Regions from separate parts of the Mus musculus genome. Here region 1 is linked to region 2. A link is a contact called in ENCODE Hi-C or POLR2A ChIA-PET data. All regions are on one chromosome and are shown on one strand. Each heading gives the region's core, a stretch centred on a gene start or an enhancer-like site at or near the end of the contact. The rest is flanking DNA. Distances are from core to core; before and after follow the strand shown.

Evidence for each region. Hi-C counts contacts between places; a loop is a spot of excess contacts on that map. ChIA-PET counts read pairs that join two places held with the same protein, here RNA polymerase II (POLR2A).
Region 1: a loop to region 2 is called in a map of v-Abl transformed pro-B cells, with 3 times the contacts of the local background. The contact joins the enhancer-like site here to the promoter of Lax1 in region 2. A Hi-C loop is called at or near these places in 1 of 37 maps with a recorded cell type or tissue (v-Abl transformed pro-B cells). POLR2A ChIA-PET finds 5 or more read pairs at or near these places in 2 of 5 experiments (Patski and embryonic stem cell).

What each region holds. Positions count from the first base shown.
Region 1 is chr1:134,061,390-134,066,581 of GRCm38, reverse strand. No RefSeq gene overlaps it. Among named protein-coding and RNA genes, the nearest start is that of Gm19497, 3.0 kb to the right of the region's middle. RefSeq lists an enhancer at 410-5,192. Within about 2 kb of position 2,108, at least 2 of the 3 ENCODE cell types and tissues checked have a DNase peak (open chromatin) inside an H3K27ac peak, as active enhancers do.
Region 2 is chr1:133,686,709-133,691,745 of GRCm38, reverse strand. It overlaps Lax1 (lymphocyte transmembrane adaptor 1), which reads left to right and starts at 1,638. Exons shown (of 6, transcript NM_001159649.1): 1 at 1,638-1,937; 2 at 2,742-2,925. The coding sequence starts at 2,840.

The DNA of each region.
Region 1 (5,192 bases), core at 859-3,358, 370 kb before region 2:
TTGTGACGGCTGACAAAACCCATAATAAAGCATGACATTAGTGGGATGTACCTCATTTCATTAAACCCTCAGGGCAGCTCCGTGGGGTTGACATTATTAGGCTATCAGTCAGAAAACAGAGGCTCAGGTTAAGCAAACTGTCCACAGACACACTGTTAGCAAATGGCAGGAAACTCAAATATAGGACTGCCTAAATAAACAGAAGCAGCAGCGGTGGAGGAGGAGGAAGAGGAGGAAGAGGAGGAGGAGGAGGAGTAGGAGGAGGAGGAGGAAGAGGAGGAGGAGGAGGAGGAAAGAAGAGGCAGAAAGCAAGAGGGTAAAGAGATTATGAGGAAGCATCATTATCATCATTATTACTATCAAAGCCATGCTGAATCCAGCCTTTTTCCCATCTCTCCCTGCTGCCATTAGCCTTCTGGTCTGAAAGGCAGGGAATTTATACCACATCACAATTTACTCTCTGCAGGTAGTAGAAAAGGTGACCAGTCTGGAATCCAGTCCTTACGCATCTCTTATGCCCAGGCTTAGACCGCTTGCTTCTTCTCAGACCATTGTGACCATTTCTATAGTGGTTTTTATCTTGGTGGTAGCGGTGGTGATTGAACCCAGGGCCTCTTGAAAGCTAATGGAGCTCTCTACTACTCATCTATATTTCCCTACACTTTGTGTGTGTGTGAATCCTGCTATTTTTGCAGTCTTTCTCTTTCTTTGTTTCTTTCTTTTCTTTTTTGAATCATGGTCTCTGTAGTTCAGGCTTGCCTCAAACTTGCAGTGGTTCTCCTGCCTCTGGGGTGCTGGAGTTCTTGGCATGTGCCACCATGCCCGACTTTGCCTTTGGCAGTGGTAGCTTGCATCTGTGTGTGTGAGTGAGTGTGCTTGTGTGTGTGGTGTGCACATGTTCTCTATAGTGTTGTCTTTGTTTATCTGTCATAGTTGAACCTGAACGGAAGGGTTATGAGATCAGCTCTGAGATTACTCACCCTTCACAGTGTCTGTACTAAACACGGAGCAGAACAGGAAGTTGGGACAAGGGCTGTTGGCTGTAGGGAACAGCCTATTGGTCCTAGGCATGCACTAGAGTCTCCGTTGCCCTTTGACTCATTCCAGTCAGAAAACTCCTAGTCCAATACAGACCAACCAGCTGGATGGATTGATTGCTTCATCTCAGCACAGAGTTCCAGCCCCTGACTTCCCAGCCCTAATGCAAAACACAGAAACTCCTGTGTTGGTTGTGACCCACTTCCTCTCCTACCAGTCCAGCTCAGGGTGGAGGCTCAGGGCTTAGTGGCTTCTCTTGTTTTTACAAAAGGCAAATCACTTCCCTGTCACAGCTACTGCTTGGTCAATAGGCTTTCCTGTTGGCACCACCCAGGGGGAAAAAATGGAGCACTGATTATGTCCTAATACAATAGGACAGTATTCAAAGATACCCAGAAGGCTTCAACAGGCTGTAAACACACTTGTTAAGATCACAGTGCTATGTGAATTTGAGGGTTGATGAGGGTTACTGTCAGCCTCAGAGTCCAGGGGCCATACAGGGCTACACACAGCTGGGTGCACATGACAGCTTGAAAGACCATATATAAGGTTTCAACTTTCAGTCCTTTATCTGGCAGGCAGAGTGTCACTGGATGGGAGCCTCTTATGTGCAGAAATGGACTTTTGCACAGAGTTTGGGTTTGGCCAAGGGGCAGGGGACAAGGGTTTGGTCCTCAGGATGTCACCAGTCAGCAGGAGATGGCAGGGTAATTACACATAAAAGTACTGTACCCAAGGTGCTGACTCTTCAGGATTAAATGCAAACTAAGGGAATAACACAGATCAATGCATTCTATCCAAATGCCACCATCATTGCTGGGCAAGGGGATGATCAGACATGGGTGAGGTGAGCCTGAGCAAGGGCTGGGAAAGAGATGTCTTGAGAAGTACTGTTGCAGGAGGACACATCTTTACTGACTTACTGCTGAAGGCTAGAAAGGCAGACCAGCCGGAGTATGTGCACCTTGGCCAAAGTGAACAATAGGTGTGGTTAGGGTGGGCAGAAGAGCAAGACAAAGTGGTAACACAGAGGTGAGCTTTGATGGCAGTTGGCATGGTTCCCTGGTGCTCCCTCAGCATTGACCCCTCCCCCATCTGGCTCAGTCCCTCTGCAGAGAGGGCATAGAGGGTACTCAGGCCAGAGCCCAAGGGTATCAGGATGATAACTCGGGCACACTTAGGCCATGAAACAGTTTCATCTCTTCATCCTCACAATTAATGGTCTAGTTTTGGAATGGGAGTTGGGGGATGGAATCTAGAGTTGCACACATGTTTGGCCAGATATCCACCATGATAGACTGATGTTTGAAGGCAGACAAAGAGGAGCAATGGATCTGGGATTCTGGAACCTGGTGCAGGCTCTCTCTGTTCTCTTAGATGTCTATGTCACTTCTCTACTCTGCTGTCTCAGTCACTTAACAAAACTAAAGTGCCATTCCTGCTCCGGGATAGTGTGGACACAGAGAATAAACCCTTGTATTCCCACGGCCTCTCTGCTGTTTACAGAGAACTGGCTAGCACAGCAGCCCGTTTCCGCCATGCTGGGAGGTACCAGTGGTGGGTGTTGTTACTCCAATTTGCAGAGGAAATTGCAACTGAGACAGCCTCCGGATGACTGGTCGCAGCAAGCAGAGGACGAGCTGAGAAGGGAGCTTCCACTCTGGCCTACTAGCCCATTCCCAACGACTCCCTCTGTTAGTTAACCACAGAGTTCGGCTCTCCATCTGCCCCTCAGGGCTTGGATTTTCCATTTAACCTATTTCTGAAGAGGAAAAACAATGCAGGTCAAGGGATTTTCCCCTCAGTGACAGCCTGAGAACACAAAGCCCCAACGATTGCGGCTTAGTGAGCTGCCCCAGAGCGCGGTCTCTCTTCCCAGAGGCCCCGGCTCTGCTTACGGCTGGCCAGAAGCCGAGGAGGAGCGTGGGGGCAGAGCTCCCCAGAGGCGCACAGATGGGCAAGCTGGGCCCGGAGCCGGCCTTTCAGCAACCTTTTTGTTTGGCAGCCAAACAGCCAGCGTCAGCTCGCCTGCCTCTCACCTCCTGGGCCTCGCCCTTCCCCCCAACGAGGTGGGGGAAGCTGATGAGCTCCTGAGCCACCCGGCCTTCCTCCTTTATGGGGGGCGGGGGTGGGGGTGGGGAGAATGAAAGGAGGCCTGCAACTGGTGCGGGGCAACTGTTGCCATCTGTCTAGTGGGACGTCACTAGGCAGGGTCTCGCCCATTCACTCTTCACGCACCGCTGGGCCCCGGCCTTTTGTCGCTGGGCCGGGTGGCTGCGGGAGGGAGGACGGGCAGCCGGAGGAGGGACGCACGATTTCTTTGTGTCTAGACTAAACTTTCGGCTACTCACCAGAGTTATTTGCATGAGTGAGGAGGCTGACCAAGCCCCACACGGCTCAGGTGATTGACACCTCCTAGCCTCACTTTGACTTCCTAAAGTCTAAGCTCCTCCACGGAGGCTGACCAGGCTGGTCTACCCCTCTTTTCAGTCTTCCGTTCGGTCCCTGCCCGGTCCCTTTGCGAGTGCATAGTGGACCTGATGGTCTTCTCCCTACTGCCCCTCACCCCCAAACTGTGCTTGGCAGACAAGGAGGCAAAAGCAGGGGAAAAGCTCTATTAGCCATAGCCCGGCAGCTGAGCTGGGGAAAGAAAGGAGCTGAATAGAGGTGGTGGGGTTGGCAGCTCTCCAGCCCAGCTCCTGGGCTTTGAATAACACCCCAGGCCCGGGGCTGGGATCAATGGGGGGAGCTTTGGGGCATTTAATTATTTAAAGGTCTCAATAAAGGACCTAAGTCCCCGAGGGGGGGGGGGGGGGAGACAGATGGTGTGCTCCCTCCATGAGCTGGGAAAGGGGGGTGCCGGCTGGGAGGTGTGGGGGATGAGAGAGAAAGGGAGGGAAAGAAGGAGAAGGAATTGCTTGTAAAGTAGGACTGCCTGCCAAGTTCTCAGGCACTCGGTACTTCTGCCTATCACTCCTTAACTTCCAAGTTAGTGTCTGCCCTATTTTGGAAATAGACCACAAAGCTCTGAAGTTTAGGGGGACGTCTCTGGTGCTTGAAGTTGCTCTAAACTTGTTCAGTTAACTGGGCAGGACTGGACACGTGGGCCAGAAGATTGTCTTTGGACTTCTTTTTTAATTGTGGTAAAATTCACTAATATGAAACATTCCTGTTTCCTCTAGTCCTTCTTCATTCCCTCCCAACTCTGAGGGGTGCTGGACCTAGTTCCTAGGGACTTTTGCAAAAGTAGAAAATGAGTCTCTCTCTCTCTCTCTCTTTCTCTCTCTCCTGGGTTTTCCTACGTAGGACAGCCTGGCTTCAAACCTCACAGAGATCTGCTTGTTTCTGCCTCCTGGGGGCTAGGATTTAAGGCTTGTGTGCCACCACTCCCGGCTGAGCCACCACTTTCTTGGCAAAAGTAGAGGAAGGGCTACTTTGTGCAGAGGGGGACAAAGACTCATTCCTGGTCCTCCTGCCTCAGCCAACTAAGTGCTAGTGCAACAAGAACACACTACCACATCTGGCTGGAAGATTACAACTTAATGATCAAGATTGGAAGGGGTCCCCAGGAAAAGACATATTACCTGCATGCCTCATTACAGTAGGTGTTACGAAGCTTATCAATTGTTTTGCCATGGGATAAAAGTTTCTCTGGTTAATTCTGTTGTGGGTTTGGCGGATAGAAGAATCCAGACAGTGCTGGTTCATCTGAAGCTCACAGTAGCTGCTATTAAATACTGACATTATCATCATCCCCAGGTCAGTGTGCACACATTTAAGGCTATTCAATAGAAACTGAAATAGGGCTTGGGGGCAAAAGAGTATTTTGCAAAGGTCTTCCCATCTGTTAGAGACTGAACTATGGCTGAAATCGTGTGCTTAGAAAGTCCTATTCAACAGACCCCATTCCCACTTGCACCCTTCTTCACCTGCCCTAGCTCTTGTTTTGTAGCTGCCTGGGCATTGCTGGCTAGATCTTTAGATGGATGCTCAACTTAAACAGGTTGGTGGCTTGCCATTTAAGTCTCCTTTTTCCTTTGGCCTTTCGCCCGTCCAGTCCTGCCCACAGGAGACAGGATTGTCTGCATTTCACAGGGCGGCCCTAAACCGTGTGAGTTGGTGGCGTGAGCACCTCCTCCTGGAGGCAGTTCTGT
Region 2 (5,037 bases), core at 389-2,888:
CTCTGGAAGCCAAGAACTCCAGCGTGCACCTGAAAGAGGTCCCAGCGAGGCAGAATGGCAAAGGCACGGAGGCCACCCCTTCCAGTTACCTGGAGCTCCACCTGGTTTGGCAAGTGTCGTGAGAGAGGCTCCCTGCATCCTCTATACACTCGTGGTGGTTCTGGCTGACTCGCCAGGAGGGTTGGTTTCCCGACACACGTGAAGCGAAAGGGAAGGGATTTTAGAAACAAACTCGAAACTTTCTCCCAAGCTTGGGAGCTTGAGGTAAATGCTGGCGAGAAACCCAGCAGTACCTGAAATGAGAGGTTACCCAGGACTGGGACTGGCTGCAGCAGAGCCAGGCCAGCAACAGATAGCCCCTCACCAGAAGCCCTGAGGAAGAAACAGTGGCCAACGGCCCTGTAACCCGGGCTCGGTTCCATTCCCACTATGATACCGGAACAGAGGCTCTGAGAGTATGAAACTCAGCTCACCTCTGGCATTATCACCTGCAGAAGATCTATTTATGAAGCCAGTCCACCCACGGAACCACAAGCGGGTGCCAGCTCTGTACAGCTCTCTAAACAACTAATTCTAGCTCTTTTGAGATCTGCTAAGAACCATTCTAAGGCCAGCATTGGTGGTACACTTTTTCAATCCCAGCCCTTAGGAGACAGAGGCTGGAGGACCTCTGAGAGTTTGAGGTCAGCCAGCCTGGCCTGTGTAGTGAAATACAGAACAGGGCAGTGGTGGCACACGCCTTTAATCCCAGCACTCAGGAGGTAGAGGCAGTCGGGTTTCTGAGTTCGAGGCCAGCCTGGTCTACAAAGTATGTTCCAGGCCAGCCAGGGCTATACAGAGAAACCCTGTCTCGAAAAACCAAAAAGAGAGGGGGGGGGAGGGAGGGAGGGAGGGAGGGAGGGAGGGAGGAAGGGAGGGAGGGAGGGAGGGAGGAAGAAAGAAAGAAAGAAAGAAAGAAAGAAAGAAAGAAAGAAAGAAAGAAAGAAAGAAAGAAAGAAAGAAAGAAAGAAAGAAAGAAAAGCCATGGATGTGTAGAGAAACCCTGTCTTGGGTTGGGAGCAGGGGTAAGAACCATTCTGAGCCCTGAGCCTGATTCACACCTGTAAGCACATCACCAGGGACATTAAGACAAGAAGCTACTATGAGTTCAGTCAACTTGACCTCTGAAGGGAGATCTGCCTCACAAAAACAAAAAACAAAAAAAACATAGTGTGCAAGATGGTTCATTGGATACAAACACTTGCCTCTGTCCAACACCCTAGTTTGACTCTTGAGACCAACACAGTAAGTAGGAAAGAACACACTCCCTCCAGTGTTCTCTGACCCCCACTCATGTGGCACGGCATGTGTGCAGACACAGTAAATAGATGTGAAAAGCATAAATAAGTAAAGATAACCAATGACAATAGCTACGCAAGCACATTGTCTTGAACCTTCGAATTTTGACCCTAGAGGTTTTTAACACTCAGAAAAACAGGGTGAATAGTCATGTCTCTGACTCTTCAACCACATGGGCCCCAGATGCCAGAGTGCCTGTGGGGAACAGGAGGGCTGAAGGTGGGTTTCCTGCTGTCTGGGTTGAGCGGAGCATTTCCTGTGCCCTGGCCTTATTAGCACACCGGTGGAGGGTGCTTCCTGTCAGCGACTTTCCATTCTGCCAGAGTGGTTTGCTGTTTTCACACTGCCCTGGGGGTTGGAGGAAGAAGATTTTCTCACGAAAACGCTGGGCCTCTTGACAGTCGCCTCCCTACTCCCCCACAGGCCCCTCATGTTTCCATCAACTGGCAGAAACTAGAGAGTGGCCCTACTGCTTCACACTGGGAGCACAGACAGCTGGGTGAGAAAGAGCACGGCTCCTGCAGTGGGCATTGTGGCCACCTCCAGTAGACCAACTCTGATGAACCTTCTACCAACTCAGCCTGGAATTTCAGGTGAAGGTAGGGAGGTTTGGGTCTTATTACTATTGTTGTTGCTGTTAGTAGTAGTAGTGGTGGTACAGCCGTTCTGTGTGTGTGTGTGTGTGTGTGTGTGTGTGTGTGTGTGTGTGTGTCTCGGAAGATCAGAAGATAATTTGTAGGAACCGGTTCTTGCCTTCCACTATGCATGCAGAGGGTAAACTTGGGTCATTAAACTGGCAGTAAGTACCTTTACCTGCAGAGCCATCGCACCAGCCCAAAGAAGGCAGTTTGTTGGGAGAACATTCTAGAACAGAAGATTAAAAGCTTCAGAAAGAAACAAAAACTAAAAACCAGTTTTGTATGTGAGAACCTTGGTGAATATGATCTAGGAAGAATGACTGGGAGGTGGCTGCATTGCATGAGGTACTCGAAGCCCTGGGGTTCCAGCTCCAGAACCACCTTCATGAGTGCGGTGGTGCACACCTGGAAATCCCAGTGCTGAGGGAGCAGAGGCAGAGGATCAGAGTTCAAGATCCTACACCCCCCATATATGTATATGTATATGTATATGTATATGTATATGTATATGTATATGTATATGTATATGTATATGTATATGTATGTGTATATATGTGTATATATATATATACATATATATATATGTATATATATATATATCATCTTGGGTACTTAAATAAGAAATTTCAATAGTACAAAATGATACAATTTGGAATACATAGGGATTTGGAGAATTTTCTGTCATTCTATTATCTACTTTTTTTTTAAAAGGTGATTATATGCAAAATGCATACCAGTTTACCCTTTTTCCCCTCTATGAATCAGCAACTTAGAAAGAGCTAAGAAAAGTGGAAGCCATACTGGCTAGTCAGTCACGACACTGAAAAGGCTTAGAAGCTGCAAAGCCCCTCAGAGGTCCAGTGATGTACAGCACCCCGGCCCCTCCAGAGGTCACAAGAAGGAACTCAGAGCCCAGCACTCGGCAGGGGACTCTTGGCAGCCTGCAGGGGTGAGTGCTTTGGGAAAGTGAGCCCCAGGGTCCCCTGATCTCCTACAGGAATGGTCTATTTCCAACCCAGACCTGGGTCCACCAAGATGAGCAAACTTGGGGAGCTAAGAGCTGTTTCCCCGAGGGATGCTGGGAGGGAAGAAAAGAGATACTGGGGTTGAGGGGAGAGGGACGGACTGACTGAGAGGTGAATTTCTGAGGGGATCTTCTTCCACTCAGAGGTCCTGACCTCTGCCCTTGAGATTTCCAACCTCTTGGCCTAATCCCTGCAATGAGTTTTTAGATCCTAAAGCCCTTGTCATGAGTGAGAAATGTAACTGCAGACGTCATAAAGTTTTAGGACCTTACAGAGCTAGTCACGGATGTCAACGTGCTCCGGAAGTTTTCAATCTCAAATACACAAAAGGAAAGCATCTGTTGATAGGGCGCTGAGATTTTAGAAACATTAGAATGGGTAAATTCCAGCTCTTCCATCAAAGTAAAAACCCAATGACAGTGTATTCTGTTCCTGAATTGCTGTAGTTTCAGGAAAAGTCAGCGTGATGACCAGAGTAAATCAGTGTCACGAGCAGGTCAAACACAAACGAAGAGGACCAAGTTCCTATCCATCGCTGAAGCCTGGAGCACCCTCTTAAAATGAGTTCCCTCTTTATTATATCTGGGGGGAGTAGAATGGTGTAGAGGTCAGAGGGCAATTTACAGAAGTCAGTTTCATCATATGGGTGTCAGGGATCAAACTTAGCGTGTTGGGCTTGGCTGCAGGTGCCTTTACACACTGAGCCCTCTCACTGACCCCTTAAAACTATTTCTTTTTTAAGTTGACATTTGCTTTATTGTTGTTTTCTCTTTCTTTTTCACTTGGTAGTCAGTAAATAAAATCTGTACTTATGTATTATGTTTAGCACATAGTTTTGCAATACATGTGTATTATGGATGGCTAAATACCGTATGTATTACGTGACATATCCTTTTATGAGAGGATGCTTCAAATAACACTTTTAAGCAATGTTCAAGAATCCATTACTTTCAGCATTGCCATGTTGAACTTCTTCCTTCTACCTGACCTTTGGCACCTCTGGGAACCCTCCCTTACCACCTCTGGTGACCTCCATTCTATTCTCTGAGTCTCTGAGTTCAATCTATTTAGTCTCTGCATATAAGCAAGACGGAGCAGGACCTATCTGTTCCTGGGTTCTTTCACTTAATGCTAGGTCCTCTGGGTCCATCCACCATGTCGCAAATGACAAGATCGTCTTCCCTTTTAAAGCTCAGTGATATCTTTTGCATGTGTATTCCGAATTCTCTCTATCCACTTATCTGTTGATAGACACGCGGGTTAATTCTGCATCTTGGCTATGGTGACTTTTGCTGCAAAGATTATGACAGTACAAACATCTCTAATAAACACGGGAGTACAGACACAGTTTTCATTTGCTTTGAATAAAGTTCTTGTAGTGGGACTGACAGAGCATATGGCGATTCTATTTTTAATTTTTTGGGATAATTGCCATAAGTCATTTTCTACCATGACTGTGTTATTCTCAAAACTACTTCTGTGTTCATTTGTTTATTATTTCATTCACTTATCACTGAACAAATATTCATGAAGCGCTTACCGTGTGGCTTGAGATGCTGAGTGAACAGAATAGGCAAGACCGTGACTCCCTGAGGCTCAGTCAGCGGCAGCGCTTGATAGCAGACATAACCAAATAAATGTATACTCTCAATCAGCCGTAAGTGCTTTGAAGAAGAAACCGAACTGAGTAAGAAAGCTGTGAGTGGTGGATGTGACTGGGGAGGGTCTCTCGAAGGAGGAGAAGACACCTGAGACTTAATGAAATGAGGGGCTCTGCCATGCAGATCCAAGACAGAACTGTTCTTCACATGGATGAAAGCAGGAACAGCAAGCGCTCACGGTGGTCAGCATCAGGGGGAAAGGGGTTTGAAATGAGCCCAGAAGTTAATCAGGAGAAGACATATCACATTATGTCCAAAAAATCCCTACTAAGTACTGACTAGAGATTCACTGTCAGCATGATGGAAAGCCATGGAAGATTCTCAGTGGAGGAGAGACACAGTATGGCTTACTCTGTACAGTGATCCTATGAGCTC